2 separate regions of the Homo sapiens genome follow, and region 2 is linked to region 1. The links are chromatin contacts, found by Hi-C in ENCODE. All regions are on one chromosome and are shown on one strand. Each heading gives the region's core, a stretch centred on a gene start or an enhancer-like site at or near the end of the contact. The rest is flanking DNA. Distances are from core to core; before and after follow the strand shown. Region 1 overlaps ANKRD44 (ankyrin repeat domain 44). Region 2 overlaps RFTN2 (raftlin family member 2).

Region 1 (7,418 bases), core at 2,639-5,138:
CCAGTTATAGAAGGGGAAGTGAGAAATGATGACATGCACTTTGAACTCAGTATCTTAGAAACGGGCCACCCTTGCTCTCCTCCCACAATCCAAATCAATTTCTGAAAAAGCACTCTGGTCAGCCTGGATAATGCACCCAGCCCTGCTGATGAGAACAGCGGAGGGAAATGTCTCGATGAACAGTTTCATCTGGATCACAAGGATTTAGGAGGGACAGCTCCTAAAATGGAGGGAGGTAGGACAGACTAAGAAGCCACAGATTTTCCCTGCAATGACATTGATCCTTTGGTGGGTATTAATTAGTTCACAGAAGAAACTCCAAAGAAATTTGTGGATTACTGGATAGCATGAATTATGGAGGAAATATTGCTGCTCTTCCTAAGTGAGAGACCTTTAGGGTGAAATGACTCATTTCCTCTGTTGAATGGAAGCACCATTCTTACATATTACTTCCACATTAGGACACTAATATTTGAAAACTATACCAGACTGCATTTTGAATGACGACTTTGTACCCAGTATCTTCACATGAGTTACTCTTTTGATCCTCACAAGCCTCCAGAAGAGGTAGGTGATGTCTTCTTGGTTTTACTAAGACAGGCATCCAGGGCATAGTTGGAGCCAGCAAGGGGCAGAGCAAGTCCTTGAACCCCGATTGGTTTGACTTTAAATTTTGTGTTCTTTCCTCTACATCACAGCTGCTTGGAAGAGAACTGCCAGATGCTGCTGTTAATCAAGGTTGTGAAGTTGCATACAAATTGAGAAGGAAAGGAGGAGGAAACAGCATCATAAATTTTGGCACAAAAGTGTAAAGCTTTTAAAGACCCTCAATATGTCACTGCTCCTAGCTAAGTTTGTTGCCACATAATTAGGCCGAAAGTCCTAATTGCAGGTTGATTTTTAAACCTACATGACCCTGTGCCAGCAGGATTTATGCTGAGACATTTACTTTAATTAAATGGCTACTTAGTGACAGGGCTTAAATATATATCATTTAAAGAGCCAGATAGTTTTTTTTCAGATACTCGGTCGATCAAGAACACATTTCATCCTTATTAACAATACATAGTATTCAACTAGAAATATTTGATTTGATTTCATTTAATTGAAGCCATTTGAGGTCATCAAAAATTATTTGCGGAGATTTTCTCTAATCTGTGGTTTCAGGGATGGGAAAATTGGAAACACATGGATTTACTACCTCACACTCTCCCACTTCAAATGTTACACTGAGGCATTGGTACCTTCTAACCCCCTGCACTGAGAGAACCTCATGCGGCCAAAACCTTTGGTTTCTGAAGCCTAGCCAATGACATGCAAAATAGCCTTTTCTCTACCAAAAGCAAGAAAAATCTTCAGTTGAAAAATTGGGCTAATGTTGTTCAGTAAACAGTATGAATTAAAACTAGTTCAATTTGGCTTAGATTTTATACATCATCTCAACACAGAAGATTCTGATGCAAAGTGAAAAATGAAGCATATACTTGCTTTAAAAATACAGCTGTTCTGGCCTGGCATGGTGGCTGACTCCTGTAATCCCAGCACTTTGGGAGGCTGAGCCGGGAGGATCATGTGAGGCCAGGAGTTCGAGACCAGCCTGGCCAACATGGCAAAACCCTGTCTCTACTAAAAATACAAATACTAGCCAGGTATGGTGGTGTGCGTATAATCCCAGCTACTCGGGAGGCTGAGGCATGAGAATCACTTGAACCCTGGAGGCAGAGGTTGTAGTGAGTGGAAATTGTGCCACTGCATTCTAGCCTGGGTGACAGAGTGAGACTCTGTCTCAAAAAAAACAAAACAAAAACAAAAAAATCCAGCTGTTCTTCTAGTCCCAGAATTCCAGTTTGGCCTGCCTTGGAGCATCTATTTGGGAACAGGCATATGTGACCTTCCAATTCAAGACTTTGCTTCTGTTGTTGCTGCTGGGATTGGCAGGCTTCTGTGTTCTAATTACTCTTTTAAAATTCCATTTAAAATGCAATTTCATGTAAATGTGTGTTTTCACATTTAGTTTTTATAGCATTTCTTTTCTTTCCCAACTATATCAGTGATAGGTATTAACTGTAAGATGTGGTATATACAGATGAGCAAAAGAAAAAAGGAGAAAATAACTTGTAATCTAATCACTAAGACATAAATACTACTGACTTGGTCTTTTTTCTCTTACTCTTCCTCTTTATGTATGTATGTACATATTTACTTAAAATATAGACTTGCTATCTCATTGTATATGTTACTTAATGCAACAAAATTCTTTTTGCATGTTTGCCAGGTGCCAGACACTAGGCTAGGCCTTGGATATAGTTTTGTTTACTGTTTTTTTTAAATTGTCACTTAATGCTATATGATAAATATTTCTCCAAGTCTTTAAAAATTATTTGAAATGACATTTTTAATAGCTGCATAATATCCCATCATTTTGATGTGCCATATTTTATTATGTCCCTGAGATTGGACAATTAAGAAGCTTTTGGTTTTTTTTCTATAATAACCAACACCCTAATATACACCCTGAACATAAATCTTTGTGCTCATCTCTGATCATTTCCTTATAGTAATTTCCCACAAAAATTATGGGGGTAAAGAATATGAAAATAGCTATAGCTTATCTGAGGTTGCTTTTCAGTTGCTACCTTCATCTTATTCTTTCTTTGTCTCCAAAGTGACTTGATTGCCTTAAAGTGATTCTAAAATTCACATAGCATTAGAGAAACCTAGACTATGCTTTAGAAAACAGTCTATCTTCCCAAAGATACATATACCCTCTTAAAGGTGCTGTAGTATTGCCAAGATACATACACATATAATATCTTAAAGTTGCTGTATGTACCTTTTTAAAAAGAGAAAGAGTTCTAAGCTTGTTTACTTAGAAGGTCTAATAAATCAGATCATTAAAAGTGTGAGAATTGCCTGTTTATGAAAACGTGCAGTTGGTTCAAACTGGCTATATAAATCGGCCAGATTGTATGAGCCAGTCTACAGGAGCTTAGCAGTGTACAGGTCCAATTCCATTATTTGCTCAATAATAGTTTTATGCTTAGGCTCAGCGTATGAGGCTGATAATTGTGGCATGATAAGACTGCACAGTGCTCAAGTGTATAATGAGCAATGCTTAGCTGGAAGAGAGAAAATATTTATCAGTGCTTTGCTAATGAGATGTTTTTTATATCATCTAATGAGTTGGTTTTATTTTAGGTAAGGTTAAATGTGTTTAATATGTTTCATAGAGATCTTGAAATAACATGTGCTGAAATAAATTAGAAAAAAAATCAGAAAAATTCCAAGTGGGCTCTCTGGAGTAATCACCTCGTAGATATTATTTTGAAAACCAGAAAACTGGTTGGAAGATGATATGCCAAAAATAACATTGTCTACATTAAACAGACTTACTTTATAGACCGCTTGTGTAACAAGATGTATAATGCTCTCCTTTGAGAACTTCTCCTTCCTTCAGGCTAACCTTGTTTGGGTGATATACCAGACTGTGTTAGAGGGGTCATAGCTCGCTGGGTGGCTAAGCCCCTATATGTGTGAGGTAGAAGTCTTGTAGAGTCAAAATTACTCTTGAAAATCTCTTTGGAAGGTGCCACCATGGAGGCCTGTATACTATCCCTTGTGGAGGCCAACACAGCCACTTTGGCCTGCAGAGTTGGAGCCGCATTGCTGTTTCTTTGAGCACCAGATAAGAAGTTGGCTTGCATTTAGGGGCCAACTTGTATGAAAAATATGTTTCTTTAAACACTAGAATCCCAGTCAGCTCTGTGAGATGTTCACACTGTGAAAAGCTTTCTGGAATGAGATGCAGAGGAAGCTGTGGGGTCGTGTTTCCTTTTTTCTCTCTCACCGTGGGCATGTGATCACCGAGTTCCTGATTGAAGTGTGTGTTTGTGTGTGTACGTGTCCACCTCCCTTCCTTGTGGGTGTTAACTGAATTCTTTTGAGCAAAAACATGTCTGACATGACACCACTGCAGTTGCTGTGATGCAGAATTTTTACTCATGTAGAAGTTCTTCTGTGAGAGCCTGCAATAACCTTTTTGGTTAATACTCCCTATAAAAGGAGAGTGGAAGAGGCAGGGTGAACAAATGTGTTATTTTGAATGAATGTGAATGAATCATGAGCAGAGATTTATTGAGGGCCTACTATGTGCTAGCAGTTAGGGATATAGTGGTGACCACAGTGACCGAATCCCTGCCCTTCTAAAACTTATGGTCTTGGTAGATTCCTGAGAATTTGCCTTTGTCTAGGCAACAATGGACTGACTAGATAACCATTAAATACATAGGGGTTCAAATATTTAGTGCAGAAGCATTTTGGGTTCTCGAATAGGGACTGTGTGATACAAGTGGTTTCTTTGAAAATTATCCATGATCTAAGCTCACACACTTACTGGCTCATAAAAGCCAGTTTCAGAGGCCAGATGACTTTCGTGTTTGGTGCCAGTGTGCTCCCACTGGATCCCTATCTGCCTGGTTGCAAACTCTTGGCTCTAGTACTGCCTGATCTCTAGCATACTTTGATCCACCAGAAAGTCCCTCCTTGTTCCAGTTCCAAAACTCTAGCTCTGCAATATCTCCTCTCCTTCCCCCAAAGTGGTGCTGTGGGGTGTGTGTGTGTGTGTGTGTGTGAGAGAGAGAGAGACTGAGAGAGAGAGAGAGGCTCAGTGAAGGGAATTCCCGTGCATGAGCTTACTGTTGATTACTAGCCCTTCATCACCGGAGTGTTGGTCACAAACCTGAGGAGGGCAAAGTGATTGGAGTCCCGAGGTGCTTGTGTTCCTTTGGCTCTGTTGGTCTGGATCTGTCGATCACCTTTCTTGGGGCTTCTTTGTGCTGCGTCGTCTCCTGCTTGCTGCCCCCCACTATTCCTCTTCTCTGAGTTATGGTTTATAACCTGCTGCATCTCCTAATGAACACCTGGAACCTCCAAGTTGGGAAAAGAAGGAGCATCTCATGGTGCCTGGGGCAGCAGGATGGTGTGGCCCTGACTTGGCCCAAGATTCTTGTGCCCCTCGAGGTGGTACCCCTGAGAAATGTACTCATGGGATTAGCGTGATTTCACAGATGGTTAATTTTTTTAAGTTAGTTAACTAAAGACATTATTTTTCCATTGAAATGAACATGGATATCTTAAGGCAGCACTAGACTGTAAAATTCATGTGAATGTTAAGTTAAAAACGTATTTTTCAGGCAGACATGTAGGGAAAGACGTTCACTCTTGTCTTCTGTTACAGGTACTTTGGTGGAAGTACCTGGTTGATCCTGGCTCCTTGGCTAAGTTATTGAAATTTTCTGCAGAATGGGGATAGTTGGAGGATTCACTGGGATATGCAGAAAACACTGAGTGTGTGTTACTTGCCATCTCTTCCTGCTCCCCATTTCCCCACAACATCCCTGGGTTGTCTCTCACCCTGGAGGTATCCTGCTCCCTGTGTCACTGCTTCTGTGGCAGGAACTATGCCTTCCCTGCCCACGTGTGCTGGTGATGCTGCTCCTGGGTGTCCTTGGATCTGCCCAAAGGGCAACTCCTGTGATCTCCCAGAATATTGAGGGTGCAGGACCAAGGAGTCCTTAGAGAGCAGCTGCAGCCTAGGTCATGGCATAGGGGTGGGTGGGATATGATTAGAGAAGAGGCAGGGGGTCCTCCTGGCCCGCTGCCTTTTCTCGGCATGCAGGTGCACAGTGGCGTCTACATACTATGAGGGAGTGTGTGATCCCCAGGTAAACCCCACTGATGGAGCAGGACAGGACTAGCTTCTAGACACCCCCTCTCCAATACCACCAAACAGAGCACATCCTGCCCCACATGGATGCCTCTGCCCCATCAAAGGTGGCAGGAGGACATTTGCCTCTCCAGCCTCTCATTCACTGTGCTCAGTTTCTGTTTCTGACCCCCTTTGAAGCTGCCTCTCTCCATAAGGGAGGAATGATATCTGAGCCGAAGGAGGATGACACATGCCATTCCAGTCCACAACCCGTGGCCCCCTAATCTCTCCAAGACAAGATGTTCCAACAGGTGGGGGTGATCCTTCTCTCTTAAGGCCTGCCTTGCATGAGGACAATTTGCTTCCTTCCTAATCTCTGGAAGAAGGTGTTAGAGTCAGATAGGCATTGGCCTTAAGGAACATTTATTTCTGAGTGTACCAAGTGTGTCTTTGATGCTTTCCCAGAGGAACCAGCTCAGTGTAATGGGAACAGAACAAGCTTTGGCGTCAGAGAAATCTTGGTCTGGATGGGACCTCAGCCCCTCACTAGCTTTATAACATCAGTCAGGTTACTTACATTACTGAGCCTTGGTTTTCTCATCTGTAAACGGAAGATGTTAATCGTAACTCACTGTTAGGGGTGAAGAGGAAGCAATATAATGTATGAAAAGTGCTTGCCATACAGTAGTAGCTCAATAAGTGCTTCTCAACACATCTCAAGCCCAGCATTGGATTCAAGACAGTCCTTCTTAGGAGGCCTCAAATCACATTTGTTTTCTTTCTTTGTCTCCATTCGAAACACCCAACTTCCTCTTGCTGCTGTTCTTTTTTTAGGAGTCAAGAAAAAACAACCTAAGTAAACATTCTCCACTAAGGTGTGACTGAAAGATAGTCTCCTCACTCACTCAGAGGTGATTTCAACAGGGGAAACTTTAACTCAAAGGAATTTCTGTAAGACGTCTCTTAGGTAGTAGGAGTGGATTCCTGTGGTCTCTGTGCGGTTCCTGGCTTTGCCCATATTCCCCCAAGTGAGGTCTCCAAGTACCCAGTCCCCAGCAGCCCTCAACTTCTAGCCGCAGTCATATCTTCACTCCCTGTTAGGCTAAACCCTCATCTGATTCTTTGCTCCCCTGACTCACAAGACAATCTTGTGCTGTGTGCTGATACAGCATGCTTATCTGTCCATCTTAGAGAACTTAGAAGCAATGTGCTTTAGCTTTTCATGACAATTTCCATAAACTATCCTAGTTCTTAGAGGAAAATGAAGTAGTTAAATGAAAGACCAATCAACCAATGTTTAATTCTTGATGAAATTAAAAGTTAACTGATGACATAACTGGTGGATCATCCAGATTTCTCCTAAACTGGAACGGCAAATGGGCCAGCTGTTATTGACTGGTAATGATTGCCTGGACTGCTTGAGTGCTGAGGAAGAGTCTAAGGTTGTGCTTATTCAAGATGGAAAAGAGTATCATGCTTGATTAGTGATGTCTGCTAAAGGCACAGGAATGGATGTGGCAGCTCTGACTACATATTTGTCAGGCCTTTCTCCGACTCCCATCCCACCATTTCTCTGTTCATTTGCACTCCCACTTGAGAGCAGTTGGGGAATTGAAAGTGTTTTCAAGCCAGGTTTACTCTGGTAAATGATTTAGCAGGGCTGAAGCAGGATGCCAACTAAAACTTGTTTTTCATGATTATCTATAGATTT
Region 2 (7,418 bases), core at 3,095-5,594, 390 kb before region 1:
TATGTAGTGTGATCTCAGTGTGACTTTCATTTGTAGTTTCCTAATTACTTGCTGAGATTGAGCACATTTACATATGTTTATTGGCCACTTGGATTTTTCTTTCATAAAGTACCTGTCTTTTTGCCCACATTTAAAATTCTATGTTTTTTTGTTTTTTGTTTTTGCTTTTTTGAGACAGAGTCTCACTCTGTAGCCCAGACTGGAGTGCAGGGGCATGATCTTGGCTCACTGCAACCTCCACCTCCCGGGTTCAAGCGATTCTTCTGCCTCAGTCTCCCAAGTAGCTGGGATTACAGGCACCCACCACCATGCCTGGCTAATTTTGTTTTTCTTTGTAGTTTTTTTAGTAGAGACGGAGTTTCACCATGTTAGCCAGGCTGGTCTCGAACTCCTGACCTCCAGAGATCCGCCTGCCTCACCTCCCAAAGTGCTGGGATTACAGGCGTGAGCCACCACACCCGGCCTAAAGTTCTATTCATAAGGCCAGGCACAGTGGCTCACACCTGTAATCTCAGCCCTTTGGGAGACTAAGCTGGGAGGATAGCTTGGGCCCAGGAATTCAAGACCAGCCTGGGCAACATAGCAAGACCCCCATCTCTATACAAAATTTAAATTTAAATTTAAAAAATCTCTACCTATAACTTACTTAAATATAACAGATAAAGAGTCCTTTATTTGTTATGCATGCTGCAATTATCTTCACTAATTCTGTGGCTTGTCTTTTTACTCTATGATGTCTTTAATTAACAAAAGGTTTTAATTTTAAAATCGACAAATGTACCTATCTTTACCCTTTTTAGTATATTGTTTAAGAAATCTCTCCCTTCATTGAAGTTAGTGTAGAAAGGAAAGAGTGAATTATTTTAAAATATGAGACTTTTTTTATTATTATACTTTAAGTTTTAGGGTACATGTGCACAACGTGCATGTATACATGTGCCATGTTAGTGTGCTGCACCCATTAACTCATCATTTAGCATTAGGTATATCTCCTAATGCTATCTCTCCCCACTCCCTGCACCCCACAACAGTCCCCACTGTGTGATGTTCCCGTTCCTATGTCCATGTGTTCTTATTGTTCAATTCCCACCTATGAGTGAGAACATGCTATGTTTGGTTTTTTGTCCTTGTGATAGTTTGCTGAGAATGATGGTTTCCAGCTTCATCCATGTCCCTACAAAGAACATGAACTCATCATTTTTTATGGTTGCATAGTATTCCATGGCATATATGTGCCACATTTTCTTAATCCAGTCTATCATTTTTGGACATTTGGGTTGGTTCCAAGTCTTTGCTATTGTGAATAGTGCCGCGATAAACATACGTGTGCATGTGTCTTTATAGCAGCATGATTTATAATCCTTTGGGTATATACCCAGTAATGGGATGACTGGGTCAAATGGTGGTGGCGCACACCTGTAGTCCCAGCTACTCAGGAGGCTAAGGCAGGAGGATCACTTGAACCTGGGAGACAGAGGTTGCAGTGAGCCAAGATCACGTCACTGCACTCTAGCCTGGCAACAGAGCAGGACTCCATCTCACCAAAAAAAAAAAGATCTTGGCTTTTATATCTTAAAGAATGTAGAACAACTTTCTCCCACCTATCCATAAATTCTAAGTACTATAGCTCTCAAAGATGCTTGAAATTATGGGCACATATTGAACCAAGAAGAAGTTCAAGTTGTCCTTGTAACTTCCTACAAAAAAATTTTTTTAATTTAATTATCAGCTGGGGGCAGTGACTCACACCAGTAATCCCAGCACTTTGGGAGGCCAAGGCAGACAGATCACCTGAGGTAAGGAGTTTGAGACCAGCCTGGCCAACACAGTGAAACCCTGTCTCTACTAAAAACACAAAAAAAAAATTAGCCAGGCATAATGGCGCACGCCTGTAGTCCCAGCTACTTGGGAGGCTGAGGCAGGAGAATCACTTGAACCCACAAGGTGGGGGTTGCGGTGAGCCAAGATCACGCCACTGCACTCCAGCCTGGGTGACAGAGCAAGACTCCATCTCAAAATAATAATAATAATAAAAAAAAGATAGTGTCAAACTATAAATAGAACTTTTTTTTAGTTTCATTTTTGTTGCTTGTTTGTTTTTACAACTAGTACTAGTCACTGTTGAACAAAACTGAATTCATTTGGGGGAATTTTAAGGCAAAGCTTTCAATGATTAATCTTTTATGTCACACTTTAATACCACGGATCATGAACTTGCTCCTGTCTCTTCTTCCGTTTGCCACACTAACATCAGGACCTGTGTGGTTTGCTTAAGTAGTCTAATTGGCCCAAGAAAAATGAACATTTGTGTTTATTTTCTTCATTATTCTCCACTATAACTTCTGAACATTATAAGGTGGAATGCTTAATTTAGGATGCTAAATAAAAATCTGGAATTTGGTAAAATAAGCTTAGACTTATCCACTAATTATAAAGTTTTCTAGTCAGAATAGAATTAAACTAACCCACATCTTCCTGTAGTCAGGGCTTCAGTGAGCTCTACAAGCAAATGTAGTCACTCTACATTTGCTTGTAGAGCTAATGCAGTATTGTAGAAAGAGTGGGAACTAGAGGAGACCCAAGACAAAGGTCTTAAAAGCTGAGTCTCAATTTCCCTATCCATAAAATAGAGAAAATGTCTGCTCTGCACACCTTAAAGGATTATCATAAGAAACAAGCATGTTAATGTACACAGAAAGGACTTGGAACGCTGAGAGCACTACAGGAGTCAAAGTTGTTTTTATTAGTTTAGTCCAAGAGATCTTCTGTTAGTGGGAAGACCCAATCTTCTTGATAGTCATGCTGTTGTCACAGCAAATCCCTCTCCCTCAAATGACATTCACATAGAATCTTCTTTGTGCTTTCTTATGAAATGCATAGAAGAAGGCAGGGAAGAGAAAAGGAAACATTTCTGAGCATCTCCTATGCTCCAGGGTCCATATCCAGGGTGTAGGAACTTTACATCTACTATCTCATTGACAATGTTCAACCACTTCTGCCTGCAGAGAACTCAGCCTGCCCTGGCTGACCTGTCCTTCATGCAGCCTGTGCCCTCGTGCTGACCACAGCACCAGGGATCATCTGCTGCCCTCAGAGATGAAGGGACTAGTCAATGTTCTCATCACTTCTCTGTAGACTGTTCTCTATACTTGTCACCAAAACAGTTTGTACTAGAACTTTTTCAGAATTTAAATTACTATCTCTAAATCAAGCATATTTTCCAAAGTTGCCTTTGTTTTCTAATACATCAAAGCATGACTGTCCATTAAAGTCTAAAACAGAACCAGAAGATTCTTAAATCCCTCTCAGGAAGATACTAAGTCACTTACTTAACTAACAGCACCTTTTGGATGAACCTTTTTGTAGGGAATAAGAGATGTGGGCTCTGTCCTCTGAAACCATCCAGGGCATTTGAAACATCCTCTCAGGTGCCATAATGACCACCAGTTTGCTAAGGGAAAAATATTCTATCCCAATTCTGTAAATAGAATTATCTCAGGAACCACTGAGAACCATAAGGGACTTACTTGCTTTACCAAATAGGCGTCCCTCTATAAGGCTTCAGACCTCTTTCCCTTAGGTCTACCGTGATTAGAGCCTCGAAACCAAAACAAGTTCCACATGGTCTCACAGCTGGTCTGAAAGTAGCAGGACCTATTTTAAATCAAAATGGCCCTCAGAAAACCAGGGACATAGAAGTTTCCGACATATCTCAAATTAAGGATCTGACTATGAGGACGTCCCCAAGAGGTAGGCAGATGCTGACCTTCCAAAGTCTTATTTGAGCATCTGGATGCTGTCTAAAGTTGTCAGCCTTTGACAAACCATCTCCATGTTTGCTGTTTTATCTCATTAGACTCCCCAAACAGCACTCCCCATAGGGCCACTGGAAGGCATTACTCGTCAGTTTCAACCGAACAGTTTTAAAGCTCGTGCTTAGGCCAGGCGAGGTGGCTCATGCCTGTAATCCTGGCACTTTGGGAGGCCGAGGCAGGTGGATCACCTGATATCAGGAGTTCAAGACCAGCCTGGCCAGCATGGTGAAACCCCATCTCTACTAAAAATACAAAAAAAAGCCAGATGTGGTGGTGTGTGCCTGTAATCCCAGCTACTTGGGACGATGAGGCAGGAGAATCCCTTGAACCCGAAAGGCAGAGGTTGCAGTGAGCCCAGATCATACCACTGCACTCCAGCCTGGGCAACAGAGTGGAGACTCCGCCTCAAAAAAAATAAAATATAAAATAAAATCAAGCTCGTGCTTAAAAAGCTTCTGCCCTTTCAGAGGCAATTCCCCTTCACACCACAGGAGGGATAGGTTTGACAGTGCTCTTGCCTCACTGAAGTAGCTGTGGAGGGTTCGCCCTCCCCTGTGCCACATGTTTCACCTCTCTGCATACTGTGTTAAATATCAAGTAGAACGCTGGCAGAGAGAATCCTATTTCAAACATACAGGCAATGATTCTCAACCCAGGATCGAGCAGTGTACTTCACACCATCTGAGGACTTTTTTCCTTGACATACACCCCTAACCCACCTACCTCCACCTCCAACCCACCGAGCCTTTGATAAGCCACCTCCTTCCTCTTTCTCCTTCTCACACTGCCTCGGGATCCGCTGGTAGAGATACTCTTTCATAATTTGGGGTTGCTGCCAGAAATTGTGTCACACTGCAGAGGGAGTAAGTAACTCCTCGCCCACATTCCAAATTCGTTTATATTTTAGACAAGTCAGGTCAGGAATAAATTGGTAAACTAAAGATGGTGAAAAATATGTGTCCTCAGCATGGCTCTAGGCAGCCTATCCAGCTAAAATTGTCCAAAACATTTAAGGACACAAGTCACATTAGAAGAATATGGTAAGGCTGGGCGCGGTGGCTCACGCTTGTAATCCCAGCACTTTGGGAGGCCGAGGTGGGCGGATCACAAGGTCAGGAGATCGAGTCCACGGTGAAACCCTGTCTCTACTAAAAATACAAAAAATGAGCCGGGCATGGTGGTGGGTGCCTGTAGTCCCAGCTACTCGGGAGGCTGAGGTAGGAAAATGGCGTGAACCCGGGAGGCGGAGCTTGCAGTGAGCCGAGGTCGTGCCACTGCACTCCAGCCTGGGCGACAGAGCGAGACTCCGTCAAAAAAAAAAAAAGAAGAAGAAGAATATGGTAAAATAGACATCAAGGATGCTTCCAGAAAATAAGCCCTTTTTGTTTCCACACTCCATACCAACAGGAACTGTTGGTGGGTTTTATTATTCAAGGAAAACAGTGAATGCCTTTGATAGTAGCAAGTATCACCAAGTAATCCCCAAGGCCTGAGAAGTCCACACTTCCAAGTCTGTCTCTTCTGGTGATGGTTCCCAAATTTACTGTGCATCAGGGCCACCTGGGCAGCCTGGTGAAATGGAGATTCCAAAAGACTGGAGTGGACCCTGGAATCAACAGGCACCTCAATGTTTGGAATGCACGGTAAAGTTTGTAAAGCCTGCCGTAGGTCAAACATCAGATCTTAGTGCATTCAGAATTGCCCCATCCACAGTTAGTGTGAAAGAACTCCCTGTAAGGTCTCCAACAATCCCTACCCCAATGCGTTCCTGCTTTCTCTTCAAGAAGAATAATTCTACCCTGATCCCTGCTTCCCATCTTCGGATCGTTCCAGACCTGGTTCTTTCATGTAATTCTCCACCTGGATCACACACCTGGAACATTACCCAGAAGGTCTCTTCTGCATTCCCACGTACCCTGTCCCTTGAATTTGTTTTTCTTTTTTCTTTACTTTTCTTTCTTTTAAGATAGGTTCTCTTTCTGTCACCCATGGTAGAGTTCAGTGGCGTGATCAATAGCTCACTGCACCCTCAACCTCTGGGCTCAAGTGATCCTCCTACCTCAGCCTCCCGAGTAGCTGGGACCACAGGCATGTACCACCACACTTGGATAATTTTCTTTTAATGATTTTGTAGATACAAGAGTCTCAGTATGTTTCCCAGACTAGTCTCAAACTCCTGGGCTCAAGGGATCCTCCTCCATCAGCTTCACAAAGTGCTAGGATTACAGGCATGAACCACCATGTCCTGCTGTCCCTTGAATTTGCTCTCTGGAAGATATTCTTGATTCTGAAACTTTTCTCCCCTTCCCTTAACTGCACCCTATATTTCACTAAATGAATGGAAAAGTGGAAGGAAATCACAGTTGTTGTGTTCCTTCTTGTGGCAAGCACAATGGGAGGCTCTTCATGCACTCTTATTCTTCACTTATCACTTATTGAGGTCCCTGATAGAAAAAAATCAGAGAGGCTGGGCGCAGTGGCTCACACCTGTAATCCCAGCACTTTGGGAGGCCAAGGCAGGCGGATCACCTGAGGTCGGGAGTTTGAGACCAGCCTGACCAACATGGAGAAACCCCGTCTTTGCTAAAAATACAAAATTAGACCAGTGTGGTGGTACATGCCTGTGATCCCAGCTACTCGGAAGGCTGAGGGAGGAGAATCACTTGAACCCAGGAGGTGACGTTGCGGTGAGCCGAGATCACGCCACTGCACTTCAGCCTGGGCAACAAAAGCAAAACTCCATCTCAAAAAAAAAAGAAAGAAAGAAAAAGAAAACACAATTTACGGATTAAATGATTAAAGGCGTCAGCTATTAGGTACTATGACAGAGTTTGGATTTGAACCCAGGAACTGTCTGGTTCCAAAGCCATGGCTTTTTCCAGCACACTTCATGCTCCCAAAACATGTGACCAGCTTTTTCTGTACACATGCTAATCCCGCCCGTGTACCAAAGCCTCATGATGATTTGTTCCCAAAGTTACTACATATTTTATAAAAGTTTTTTGTTCCAATCAAAGATAAGGTCAAAATGGAATGAGATTAGACTAGAAACAGCCTTTCAAAAATAAAAAAGAAGCAGTCTCCTGTTATCACTTTGAGGAAGATTTGATATTTCTCAAAATTCAGTGGTATCAGTAAGGCTGGGATTTTCAAATGGTATGCAGTTGACATATAACTCTAAAGCCAGAGTTTCAGTGTTGCATTCATTTTCCAGAAAAAGGGCTCAGCATAAAATGCAGCTAATAGTAAGGTTTTGTTGGGGTTTTTTGCATAATAAAAGTCGTAACTGAGCAACATTAGCTACAGACACTCCTCCCCATAAATCCATGGAGACTCTGTGAAAAGCATTTCAGAGGAATACAAACCCCAAGCAGTCTTTGGCAAGGGGTAATTTGCCATGATGATAGTTAAATAAGGAGAATACTGAGTAGCTGACTACAAAGAAGCATCTGAAAATAAATCTAGCTATAGTTGAAGTCCCTCAATTGAAAATGGATGTAAATTTTCTCACATGTGGCAGCCTAAATTAGTCTCTTCTGTTTATAAGGCAAGTTTGACAATGCATACCAAGAAGCTTAAATCATAAGATTTGACCTAATAATC

Evidence for each region. A loop is a pair of places that touch in the nucleus more often than their neighbours do. Pooled maps may share reads with other maps.
Region 2: a pooled map shows a loop between it and region 1 (2.2-fold over the local background). The contact joins two enhancer-like sites. A Hi-C loop is called at or near these places in 1 of 168 maps with a recorded cell type or tissue (mammary epithelial cell), 5 of 37 single-sample maps with no recorded cell type and 3 of 50 pooled maps.

Annotation. Positions count from the first base shown.
Region 1 is chr2:197,209,266-197,216,683 of GRCh38, reverse strand. The region is part of intron 1 of ANKRD44 (ankyrin repeat domain 44); the gene reads left to right. Among named protein-coding and RNA genes, the nearest start is that of ANKRD44-AS1, 15 kb to the right of the region's middle. RefSeq lists a silencer at 632-681 and an enhancer at 3,653-3,892. Within about 2 kb of position 3,888, at least 9 of the 41 ENCODE cell types and tissues checked have a DNase peak (open chromatin) inside an H3K27ac peak, as active enhancers do.
Region 2 is chr2:197,596,680-197,604,097 of GRCh38, reverse strand. The region is part of intron 7 of RFTN2 (raftlin family member 2); the gene reads left to right. Among named protein-coding and RNA genes, the nearest start is that of RFTN2, 75 kb to the left of the region's middle. Within about 2 kb of position 4,344, at least 2 of the 41 ENCODE cell types and tissues checked have a DNase peak (open chromatin) inside an H3K27ac peak, as active enhancers do.